Regions from separate parts of the Homo sapiens genome. Here region 1 is linked to region 2. Evidence: chromatin loops called from intact Hi-C (ENCODE). Cell type or tissue: mammary epithelial cell. All regions are shown on one strand. Region 1 has its middle 48 kb from the start of LINC02808. Region 2 overlaps FAF1 (Fas associated factor 1).

Region 1 (2,500 bases), 340 kb after region 2:
ATGAGCAGGACCGGATCCTCTTCTCTTTGTCCACAACAGGGATGGTGAGCACGTCCAACAGACCTCCCACCTGCTCTTCGCTCTGACCTTTCATTCCCAAGAGTAAGCTGCTTGAGAGCAAAACATGGTGTCAGCCCTGGGCCTGGCATCAGGCTGCACTCAGCAGGTAAATGTGGCACATATTTTAGCAATTGGGATGAACAGGCACTTTCTGTCCCGTGCTGAGGTAGAGGGTGAGGTGGAAAGGGTCAAATGACCTGATTTTGAATCCTGGCCCTCGTATTGCATGGCTGTAGGTCCCTGTGCTGTCATGCAATCTTACTGGGCTTCAGTTCCCCATCTGAAATATGGGGGAAGATTTTTTCAACAGCACTCCACAAACCTGGAAACCAAGGGTCCTCCTCCATGTAGGGATTCAACAATATCATTATCACCATCGTCATCACCATCATCATCATCACCATCATCATCATCATCATAATCACCATCATCATTGCCACCACCATTATCACCATCACCATCACCATCATAACTGTCATCATTATCACCACCATCATCATCATCATCACCACCATCTTCATTGTCACCATCATCATCACCACCACCATCACCATCATCATCACCACCACCATCATCATCATCACCATCATCATCACCAACATCATTATACCATCACCATCATCGCCATCATCATCATTATCACTACCATCATCATCATCACCACCACCATCACCACCACCACCATCACCCCCACCATTACCATCATCATCATCACCATCATCACCATCACCATCATCACTATCATCATTATACCACCATCATCATCATCATCACCACCACCACCATCATCATCATCATCGTTGGCGTTTGTTGAATGTTAGCCATGTGCCAGGTGCTGTTCTGGAGCTTTACACGTGTTATCTCATTTCATCCTCACAACCTTGTGAGGTAGATAAGAAAAGCAAGGCACAGAGAAGTTAAATAACCCTGCCAGTAGGTGCTGGTGCCCATGCTGTGACTGAAGGCTGGCCACGCCACCTCCCATCCTGTTTCTTCAACTATGAAACGAGCTCCTGTACTCCATGACACAGTGAGTGCCCAGCACCTTGCACATAGTAACTGTCCATATGTGCGGGATCACTACGTTAGTAGTGCTTCCTCCCTTTATCGCCCCGAGTCTGTCTCCCGCGCCCTTCTTTTTTCTGCCATCTCTTTTTAGTGTATTTTCTGTCCCTTTATATTCTCTCCCAGTCTCCTACCTTCTCCCACCCCATTCCCAAGACCCTCTCGGTTTTCTCTGCCTGTCCTCTGCTGCCCCCGTGTGGTATAATATAGAAAGTCAGTTCCTCGCGTGCCCCACTTTATCCCGGCCGCCGCGCACCTGGGTTTAACGCTGGAGGTGAGCGCTGGTAGATACAGGTGTGGACCGCCCTATGCATCCATGGGGCCGGGGCTGTGGGTTTGGCGCCGAGCCCCTGACTTGACTCACTCTCTGGATTTATTTTTACCTTGTTCTTGGTGCGGGGGACAGAGGCCTGGCTGCAGCCTCAGTTCCGAGTTAACAGCGGGTACTGACGTGCTCTTTCCTGAGCCTCAGCGCCAAAGGAGGGCTTTGGCCTGGGTGCAGGACCTCCTTTTTTGCCTCTAGAATTCAGCGAGATTTGAACTCTCAAGCCTTGTGCAGTTGACCCTACAGACGCCTCCCCTCATATGGTAACCGAGGGTTAAAATGCGTTCACAGAGGATTGTATTCACCTTCATGTCACAATGCCAATGAAAGACAGCCTTGGGATGTGAGCCCAATCTTCAAGTTCTTTCACATCACCCAGCCGCTTTTCAGAGCTTAATTATCCTCCCGTCAGAAGCCTGATGAACATCCTATTTCTAAACTGTTTTATATGGTTTCACAACATTTAGTTCTTTTATGTGCTTAAATATATTTTAAAATTGCACAAGCAATGCATGTCATTGTAGAAGATTAGAAAACATAGCAAAGGACTTCCAGTTGATGATGACAGGTTGGACATGTGGTTTTTCCTGAAACTCTACTAAAATGACAGCAAAGAGATTTTATTAAAATATTCAAACCCACAAGGACAAAGAGAACAACAGCGAAGACAGTAGCATTAAAATCTTCTTCTAGCTGTATTAAGGTATAATTGACAAAAATTGTATATATTTAAGGTGTACAACATGATGTTTTGATATAGGCATACATTGTGAAATGATTCCACAACCAAGCTAATTAACGTATCTGTCACCTCATACAGTTACCTTTTTTTTTTTTTTCTTTTTTGGTGTAGTGAGAATACTTAAGTCTTACCCTCCTAGCAAATTTCAAGCAGCATTTTGGAAGCTGGAGCAGAGAGCAACATTTGACGCAACAGACCTCAGAAAGCTGCATCTTACACCCTAACAGGTCTACATGAGCAACTGGGTTTACACTGGGAACCCCCAGAATACTCAGGCACTTCTAGAAGTAGGTTAGGCTAAAAACAGA
Region 2 (2,500 bases):
ATTATAGCTAATGTTGACCCTGTTAAAGAGGGCTTATCTGTTCTGGTTGGAAATTCTCTTTATGTTTCATTATTGGGTTCTTAAATTTTAATTAACTGGAGCATCAATGATTACTGTAGATATACTAAATGACTTGACCTAGAAAGATGTAAATGGGAACTCTTGATAATTTTTAAACTAGTCAACTTGAAACGCTGCTTAAAAATAACTGATTATTATGTAATATATTTCATGGTTTTATAGTCATTATTCAAAATACTATGGAAATTGTTGACAACATTCATTTTGGAGGATGCTTATATTTTATTTGAAAGGTTGCTCTCAAATAATTATTTATATTGTGTACTCTGCCTGTTTCTAAAAGGAATTTGAGGGGACTTTTCTTAAGCAGCTCCATCCTGCCCTTGGGCAGTATGCCTAAGATGCTGTTGGAGACTATCTTTTAGCTTAGAATATGAGAAGAGTCTATTTATAGTGTCAGTATTTTCTTCAACACGACCAACCAGGGCCACTGTTTCAAAAGAGAACCTCCCCCAAGAGAGAAGAGGTACCTTGTTGGTATGCCTTGGGCCCCAGCCACCTAAAAGCTAGTAATTCTATCTTCATGGAGGGTGGGGGGAACATTTAAGGCTATGACAGGACTTATGTTTAGAAACATTGAAATGATGACTATGTTGCATTACACCTTATAAGTTATGAAAGCAACAGTCATTTGTCTACTAATTTTTCTAAAGAGAATTAATCATGCTTAATCTTGGATTATTTTATAATGTTTTTCTTAGACTACATTTCTTAAAATAATCACTTAATGTCATTTTGAAAGAACCAGTTTTCACCCTAGTGTTTTCTTTCAGAAATATATGAACTGTTTCTGTAGACTATTAATGGTTTCCTTTTTTATATTGTGTTAATGAATTTCAGCTTCTGAATTTGACATGAATAACTCATTGCTTTATTTTCTTCATTGATTACTTGAATAGTTTGTTGACTCTAGAAACTAAACTCTTTAAAATTTTTTTCTGATCTGATTCCTAAACTGAATTGTAGGTTTGCGTTATTTAATTTTTTTTCAGGATTTTAAATATGTATAAATTGTAATTTCATTTTCAACCTCCATAATGAGTATTTTATTCTCTAAATTAAAAAACTTAATTCCTTGAAGAATCATTTGTGTTTTTATGGTAGAAATAATGTTTTGCCGTGGCTCCATCTCCGAGTTATTATAGCATCTGAAATTTTACAGGATAGTAAAATCTAAATTGTATATGTGAATATATGAAACAAGGAAATTTAGATTTAAAATAACTTCAGTTTAACCAACATGACAAAGATAAGAGGTAAATTCATTTTATTGCTGACTTGATAATTGAAGAATAGTATAATGTATGATGAATAAATATAGTTTGCCTTTTTTTCCTTCGGGGTTGAATTTTCTAGCCATAATTTTGCTGCCACCCTCTCAACCCCCACCCCTAGTTTCTGTTATTTGAGTGTGTTTCAGCTTTCTCCCACAAGAGGGCAGAAAGGACTATTCAGCAGATAGCCTAAAAATGCTATTCAGTGTTTTCAAATTAGCTTCTCTTATATTAACAAAAAGGAGCATAATGGCCAAGTTATTGTTTGATTTACAGATAATTGGCATATTGCAGGGAGGAGACTTAATTTCACCCTTTTAAATTAAACAGGGAGATTTAAAAAGACATAAAATATTCATTAATGTTCGGTGATTATAAAGTAGTGGCATATATTTATTTTGCCTTTATTACTGTTTCGATGGGAAAATACTGCAAATATTTCCGAAATCGAGTTGGCCATACTGACAAGTTGAAATGTTTAAGCAGCGTTAATGCAATCTGCTCACACCTGATATCCTATGCAGAATGATTCAAAATGACTACATCAATTATTAAAAGAAATATTTAAAATTCTGTAAATGTGCCATTGTGTGCCACAGTTGGCTGAAACTGTTCTCCGTGGCCTGCTATGTAGATTATCAAATATATCTTAAGCTTCAAGGACTTAAAACAGTAAATCTTTTTTATACCATTTTCTAAATGTCATTTTAAAAATGTTCCAGAAATATTTTTGCAAAGACAGATATTCTTATGTATTTCTTGTCAAGAATTTGGTTTCTTCTCCTTTTTCCTTTTTTTCCCTTTAAGTTAATTTAAAATAATATTTTTAAATGCTAGTTTGCCAGGAACAAATAAATGCAGTTGCTACTTATGTCACTTGCTTCTCTGTGAGTAGACAGGTACACATAGGCTGTTTTATTCTGTACAACTTAGATAAAGGATGTGGGACCTCTCTGGGCCTAGTTCTGTGACTTTTCTGCTTCAACTTGTGCAACACCTGTGATGGAGGGGGTAGTTTCAGGTGAAGGACAAGGTGCCCTTATCTACAGCTATTCAATCCACAATGACACTTAAGTATGTACATTTTTTCTTGTTGCATGATTGGAAAGTTAGTTTGATTGCATCAAGATAAAAATATAATTGTG

The links. A loop is a pair of places that touch in the nucleus more often than their neighbours do. Peaks named below come from ENCODE experiments on the same cell type or tissue, not always from the same donor. Only the 100,000 strongest peaks of a DNase experiment are listed, where the experiment ranks them.
Region 1: a loop joins it to region 2, with 13 times the contacts of the local background. A loop is called at or near these places in 54 of 110 quality-filtered maps.

The regions. Positions count from the first base shown.
Region 1 is chr1:50,367,451-50,369,950 of GRCh38, reverse strand. No RefSeq gene overlaps it. Among named protein-coding and RNA genes, the nearest start is that of LINC02808, 48 kb to the right of the region's middle. In mammary epithelial cell, a CTCF peak has its summit at 1,317 (motif pointing left); no DNase peak of the experiment used is centred here; H3K4me3 peaks cover 373 bases.
Region 2 is chr1:50,703,248-50,705,747 of GRCh38, reverse strand. The region is part of intron 7 of FAF1 (Fas associated factor 1); the gene reads left to right. Among named protein-coding and RNA genes, the nearest start is that of FAF1, 260 kb to the left of the region's middle. In mammary epithelial cell, a CTCF peak has its summit at 1,518 (motif pointing right); no DNase peak of the experiment used is centred here; H3K27ac peaks cover 699 bases.